Linked DNA regions of Mus musculus: region 1 is linked to region 2. A link is a contact called in ENCODE Hi-C or POLR2A ChIA-PET data. All regions are on one chromosome and are shown on one strand. The core of a region is the stretch at or near the end of the contact, and the rest is flanking DNA. Distances in the headings are between cores, read along the strand shown. Region 1 overlaps Agpat4 (1-acylglycerol-3-phosphate O-acyltransferase 4 (lysophosphatidic acid acyltransferase, delta)). Region 2 overlaps Agpat4 (1-acylglycerol-3-phosphate O-acyltransferase 4 (lysophosphatidic acid acyltransferase, delta)).

Region 1 (3,782 bases), core at 697-3,196, 38 kb before region 2:
AAGGCATGCCCCTGTGTCCTGAGGCTGAGTCACCGAGGTTGGAGACCTGCTGTCCTCAAGTCCACTAAACAGAAACTAAGCAGACATGCTGTACTGTGGAGAAACAGCTAGTGTCACCTCTGGTCATCCCCATGGACTGATTCTGCTGAGATGACCCAGATATTTCTCCCCTGCTCAGTTTGTGTATCTGGCATTGCACATGACACCAACAGTCACCAAGTCCCCTTGACTGCTGTCTGTCTCTCTGGGGCTTTGTTCTATTTAGACACAGGCCAAAAGCTCTCTACTCTACTACAGCTGTAGACATGGGAACCATGTCTACATGTCCCCTTGGGCTTGTGGGTAAGATGGAGCCCTACATGTGGTTTAGGCTTGTGGCTCCATTGTAGCCAGTCAGTACATTCTGGAAACAGGAGTCAGGCATGGGACAAGGTCAAGTGGGTCATACACAGGTGAGAGGCCCCCCTAAGTTACCTTCCTTCCTTCGTATTCTCAGGGCTGCCTCTTCCAAGACCCTCTGAGTAGACGCTTGGTGTGAGTCACCCATCATCCTTCCAATAAATCTCGCTTGAGGAGAGTGTAGGCCATGATTTCATGATGCTCCCAGCACTCAGAAGCTGCCTTTGCTGGAGAATCTCATCTCATCAGGCAACTAAAGGCAGCATCAAAGCCTGGTACCCGAGCCTTCATTCTGTGTCTGACTGCCTTGTCTTAAATTGTTGGGACAGACCTGCCTAACTCTGGAGGTAGGCCTGTCCATCACCGAAGGAGTATCTATCTGTCTATACAATGGTACCTTAGCTATCTCATCCCTTCAAGGATGAAGGCATAGATATGACTGACATGTCACAGTCCACATTTACAATATCCTACGCAGCACCCTCCTCTCAAAATGCCTGAAAGTCTCTAGCCAGTGTCTAATCCTGGAGCCACCTTAGATGCCAGGAACATGGAGTTTTACAGACCACACTCCATGACCCCAGTCAGGAGCAACCATTTCAGGGGAGTGAGAGTATTCCTTCAAGCAATAAGACCTCTCGGGGTGCACTCCTTGCAGAACCAGCTGAGAGGCCTCGCAGCATCTGATCCAGGTTGTCCAGTTGCGCAGGCCTCAGGCTTCTGCCCTGGATCCTCCTAATCAATTCCCAGAGCTCATGCTAGCACCGCAACAGGTCAAAAGGATGAAGACAAGCCTCTCCCACCATTTCAACATGACTTGAGGTTGCTTTCTCCCAGACAAGACTAAACCTGAGATGTCTGGACCCCCAGAGTTGTGCCTCTAGCCCGGGACTTTGGTTACTATACAAGGAAAGAACTCTTCCACTGTCCAGGAAGGAACCTGGGTTCCGTCTCCGCCTTCTTCCTCCTCCTCCCAGGTTAAAAGTCCTTCCCTGTCCAACAGACCTGGATTCTGTGGCCTGAATCGCCCAGCCCAGCCCAGCCCAGCCCCAAGGCAGGAATGCACTGTGCTCTGCAGGCCCCTGTGGGTCACCTGACCGGTGCTGCAGCCTGGTGATCTTTATCAAGAGCCTCTAGGCAGCCCGGAGCCTCGCTGCCCACATGCACAAGCTTCCGAGGGGGTCAAAGCATCGGGATACACATCCATCCGCGTTGGCTGCCTGTAACTGTGTATTCATCCATCCTAACACTGCACAGGCCTTGTTTTGCAGCCCCTACTTTTATCAGAAGGCCACTTTCTCTTCAATTTAGAATAAACCAACAGAGAAAGGTCAGCACTTATGAAATTAGAGGATGAGGAAGGGGCGCCCAGACCAGGAAGATTAGGGAGGCGTTCTGGGTCCCTGAGCAGTCGGCAGCGATTCTCAAAGCTGCCAGCTCCTTTCTCATGTTTCAGTTGGCCCTAATGCTGCCCACATCTGCTCCCAGGAACAGGGGAGTGTCAGCTGTCCCTACACAGAGCAGTTGCACCTGGTGTGAGGCCCTGGCCCTGCTTCCCTGCAGCTAATGTATTCTTCAAATTCCTGGATCTGTCCTCGGGCACCCGATACCAGGAAGGAGTGTGTTTACAGGAAATGACATCATGGGGTTGGGGGGTGGAGAAAGTCTCAAACTATTGCCTTTGAATTGAAGGTTGAAACTTTTAAACTCTGCCCAAGAATTTGGTTTTGTTTCATTTGCTTTTGTGCCATTCAGCCTAAAGGAATTATGGGTAGGGAAAATAAGACACAAGGAAAAAAAGGAAGGAGGGAAGGGAGGCATGTGACATCCTAGAAGAGCTATTTTGTAAATGACGATACCACTCACAGAGAGAAGAGACAATGCTCACAACCCCGATAATGAAGGCACCAGCATACTGAGGCTGAACCCAGGTAGGGCCCCCAGAGCCCAGTGTGAGCCTCCGAGATCCTGGACATGTAAAAGCCATGGCTGTATAGAGGAGGAGACTAGAGGAGGCAGGGTAAGACAGAGGAACAGCCAGGAAGGACCTTGGGCAAACTGAGCTCGGCTTATCTACCACATAAAGATGAAAGTTCGTAACCCAAAGGTTTATTATTGTCAATGTCCTCAAAGCCTTGAGCATCTCCCTGCCACACTGAGGCTCTCTATGGTACTCTTACTGATGATCACAATGAACACAGAGTAAATAAGCCACAGAGAAGAACCTGGGCCCAGTGTCCATTTCTAGGCAGTTACATTTAAGGTAAGCATTCTACAAGACTGATCAAAACTTCAGTGATTGCAGAAAGCTGGAATGTTGCAGGTACAGAGCCCATTTATCTTGGCCTGTCTTTAACTCCTTAGATAACCATTTACTACCCTCCTCAGTGTGTGACTGCCAATTAAAATCCTTTGGGGAATGTACAAACAGACCCCTGGCCTTCAGGACTTAAAGACTAACAATGTCACAGATAGCATCGGAAGCCTATGGTAAGGGTCTCTCCCCTGCACTGTTTCCTGCCCTCCTGATGTTACCATGGTTGCATTTTAAAGTATCTTGTCCTATGCGGTTTTCTTTGTTTATTATTAAAGTTTCACAAGACGGCCGGAGAGATGGCTCAGTGGTTAAGAACACTGGCTGAGGTCCCAGACTCAGTTCCCGGCACCCACATGGCAGCTCACAACCATGTATAGCTCAAGTTCTTGGGGATCAGATACTCTCCTCTAGAATCTGCAGGTACCCGGCATGCACATAACGCACATTCATACATGCAGGCACATCACCACCCCACACACGCGCACACACACACACATTCTATTTTAATTTTTTTTCATGAAATCATTACTGTATTGGAGCATGGCATATGGAGTAACCTAAATCTGTGTTTTCAGGCTACAGTCACTAATTTTTGGCTTCAGAATACACACACACACACACACACACACACACGTGTGTGTGTATGTATATATATACATATATGTGTATGTATATATATACATACATATATGTATGTGTGTGTGTATGATAAGATATGAGGTGTGTATTTACAATGACACACTAAAAGACATAATTTTTCTCTATCTTCCCTCCTTGGCCAGTTCCTGTCCCTTTAGGTACACATCACAAACACTTGATACTGAAAAGGTCAGCTAAGGAACTTTGGGAAGGTTATGAAATACTAGCCCCTCTGGAAGGGAGAGGCTAATTAACATTACTCAGACCACAGGGTGGGAACTGACCTGCTGGTAGAGACACATTCGGCAGAACAGACCATTGCTCACCTTCGGACAAGGGAAGCCCTTGCCACCTCATTCCCTAAAGACCAATCAGTTTAAAGGGTGCACTGTTCCGCCAATCATATTGTGCCTAGTTGCTGATGCTC
Region 2 (3,440 bases), core at 466-2,965:
AGGGGAAGGAACAGATGACCAGTCTTCCACCCAGCCTGAAGATGGGATTGCTTTCAAAACTGTACTTGAGGCTCTGTCCGGACGGAAAATCTACTTACCTCAGTAGGACAAGAACTGACTCTTAGTTCCTATGGTCATCCATTCTGGACCCCTCAGCCCCCACACACATACATGAAAACCCAGCCCAGTGTCTTTTGGCAACATAGTAGCCTCTCCTTTCCCTCATATACAGCCCTTTCTGAGGCTGTGATTGACAAGGCGCCAAGCCCTGACTGCCTCTTTCAGACAGGATTAAGGCAGCTTCTCCCAGACCTGCTATAGTTTAAGCAAGAGAGGCAAGAGAAATGGCCTGTCTCCAGTAGAGCCCGTGGGAGGCCTTTAAGTGATACCTGGAGCTTGTTCCAGTACCCATGCTAAACCACTGCCAATCAGCCAACCACAGACACAGGCAAGTGATCTTCAGAGGGGAACTTGCGTTGGGAAAACAGGAAGAGGATATAAATAAACAGCAATAACAATAAATCAAAACAGTTTATCAGAAACATGGGATTCTTGGTCGATTCTTTCTTATCTTTATATCAAGCATACTAAGCTTTTTAAAAGAGATTTATTTATTTATTTATTTATTTATTTATTTATTTATTTATTATAAGTAAGTATACTGTAGCTGTCTTCAGATACCCCAGAAGAGGGCATCAGATCTCATTACAGATGGTTGTGAGCCACCACGTGGTTGCTGGAATTTGAACTCAGGACCTTAGGAAGAACAGTCAGTGCTCTTAACCACTGAGCCATCTCTCCAGCCCACATACTAGGTTTTTAAAGTTGCCTGAGTAACAAACCATAATGGGAAGAGAAAGAAACATTTGCCATACCCCCTTGAGCCCCAGCCCCTTGTAGCAAATACTCTAAAATTTCATCTTGAAATTTACTTATTTATTTTTGAGCCAAGATCTCACATATCCTAGGCTGATTTCAAGGCAGCTTTGTAGTTGAAGATGACCTTAAATTCAGGCATTACCACCCTCAATTTATAGGAGTGCCCAGGAACTAACTCAGGGCCTCCTACATGCTGGGCAAGCACTCTACCCATTGAAACTGGTTACATTTCTAACCCAACTTGAAACAATTTAGGAAGCATTTGTCCACAGGACCTCATTCTGCCTTCCATCATCAACTGTAGGCTTATCAACTGGCTGAGGGTTTCTGTGGCTGGTCAGTGGTCAGGCCATAAACAGGTGGGCAGAATACTTTATTTGGAGGTTATAGAAATGGCTCAGTGGTTAAGAGCATGCATGCACCGCTCCTGCAGAGGACCTAGATTCAGTTTCTAGACTATAAAATCAGACAGCTCACAACCACCTGTAACCCTAGTTCCAGGAGACTCCAACCCCTCTGGCCTCCATGGGCACATGATCTCATGTGCACAAACTAACATTCACATACACACACGCGGGTGCACACACACACACACACACACACATATTAATTTTTTAATTAAACTATTTTAAATTAATTATTATTAAATAATTATGTAATAATTATTTAATTTAATTATTTAATTAAATTTAAAAAATACTTTGTTTGGCATCCTAGCACCAAGAGTTGTCTCCCTCCTTCCCCCATCTGTCTTTTCTCTTTGCCCATGGCAGGGATTCTGTGGGGTGGTATAAGGCTAACTGCCAGGTGAAACCAGAAGCAGCAGAGCTCACAGACTCTACTGGGCAGACTCAGATGTCCTGGACGCATGTACAGGGACAGTGAACTTGGCAGCCAGGCCCCAAGTGCAGGGTCAGGGCTGAGGCTGGAAACATTTTCATTTTGTTTTATTTCTCCAGTCTTTGCTAAAATAGGAGCTTCATTCCAGCCTTCCACGCCACCTTTTTTTCCTCCTGACATTAATAGACTACTAAGTTTTCTGGTTCTGTTGCTGTAGTTTGAAGTCTATAGTGTCAGGGGGAAAAAAAAAACAGCAAAATGTCAGAGTGACCTGTGTCAGCCTTTTTTCCCTAGAGATTAAAAAGCACAGATGCCCTAGACACTGCTATGCACAGAGCAACCCAACCTCTACCCACTTTACAATATCTTCATTTTTTGACCTTAAAGGAGCTTGCTCGGTTGGCTCCTTCTTCTGCCAGCGCACAGGGTGGGTCTGACATAGCTTCTTTTTCTATACATAGTGAGGAAAACAAAATCAAGGAAAAGAAAGGCAAGCCCCACCCTGAAGTCAATTATTCACCAATCTTCCCTGTGTCCTGCTGTGGAGTACAGCATCCATTCTGTGCTTTGTTACTGAAGTCATTGTGGTCTTTGGTATGGGAGCGTCCTCAGAGTTGCATGCTGCCCTGCACTCCCTGGTGACAATGAGCTCAAATTCTTAACAGGAAAATATTTAACAGGAAAACAGAGGATGACCAAACTTTGTTAGTGAAATGTAACCAGGGTGCAACCCCAGGAAACAATGTATCCTGCATTCTCTTACAGAATCAGCTGCAAATGATAGATGCAGCAGGTTTTCTGCTTGCCAGAAGAAACCATTGAACCCCATGAACAGAGGTTTGAACCTTAATTCGGAGAGAATACCGCAAGGCAGGCCAAACCAACATGGTACAACTCTCTGCTCATCAAGCTGCTGCCCGGCCCATGACCCATAGGCTGTAGAACCACAGGCCCAGGAGAGTGTTGCACACGGTCTGGTCTTGTCTGGCCGGGCAAACAACAGTCTTTCAATCAGAGACAGCTAGGAAAACAAGATGTATTTCAAACTGCCTCTGCTCCCTAATGCCTGCTGGGATGATGCTCCAAACATGGGATGCTGTGGAGATAGGGCTGTGGGGGGACACAATTCCTAGTCAGATGCATCAGATGGAATGCAAGCCCAGCATGGATCATACACCCTGTCTACCACATTCTCTCTCTCTCTCTCTCTCTCTCTCTCTCTCTCTCTCTCTCTCTCTCTGGGAACCATGCTGGCTCCTCATCAGAGCTCACTCCTTCTCCATTCACACTGTTGCAGCAATGACTCTGCACTGCTTGACCCAAAGGGCAAATGGGGACAGAGCACGTGGGACATGCCAAGACCTCAAGCCTTCTGTAAAGACTGCTTACCATCAACTTCACGCACGCCGGAAATGCCACTTGTCTCAAACAGTTCATTATGGATTTTCATTTGGGATTTGTTCTGAGTATTTCAATTGATTTATAATGATATTAAAATTCATCTTTCCTTTTACATTGTTACTCATTATAATTTCCATCAGAAACAAGTAGGTGAACACCCCCGCTCCCCAAATATCTCCACAGGAGATGCAGCTCTTAAACACCAAGTCTGAGCCTCTTTTCTGACTTACTTCTAAATGAGAACCTGGCTTTTAGCTGTCTGTTTGCAATCTGGATAGGGTTTATGACAGGGCAAACAGACATGATCTCCGATTTTCAAA

What was found. A loop is a pair of places that touch in the nucleus more often than their neighbours do. ChIA-PET counts read pairs that join two places held with the same protein, here RNA polymerase II (POLR2A).
Region 1: a loop to region 2 is called in a map of T-helper 1 cell, with 1.9 times the contacts of the local background. The contact joins two enhancer-like sites. A Hi-C loop is called at or near these places in 5 of 37 maps with a recorded cell type or tissue (CH12.LX, T-helper 1 cell, gastrocnemius and 1 more). POLR2A ChIA-PET finds 5 or more read pairs at or near these places in 3 of 5 experiments (Patski and embryonic stem cell).

Annotation. Positions count from the first base shown.
Region 1 is chr17:12,193,524-12,197,305 of GRCm38, reverse strand. All of the region lies in intron 2 of Agpat4 (1-acylglycerol-3-phosphate O-acyltransferase 4 (lysophosphatidic acid acyltransferase, delta)), which reads right to left. Among named protein-coding and RNA genes, the nearest start is that of Gm46605, 69 kb to the left of the region's middle. Within about 2 kb of position 1,946, at least 1 of the 3 ENCODE cell types and tissues checked has a DNase peak (open chromatin) inside an H3K27ac peak, as active enhancers do.
Region 2 is chr17:12,155,694-12,159,133 of GRCm38, reverse strand. All of the region lies in intron 2 of Agpat4 (1-acylglycerol-3-phosphate O-acyltransferase 4 (lysophosphatidic acid acyltransferase, delta)), which reads right to left. Among named protein-coding and RNA genes, the nearest start is that of Agpat4, 38 kb to the right of the region's middle. Within about 2 kb of position 1,715, at least 1 of the 3 ENCODE cell types and tissues checked has a DNase peak (open chromatin) inside an H3K27ac peak, as active enhancers do.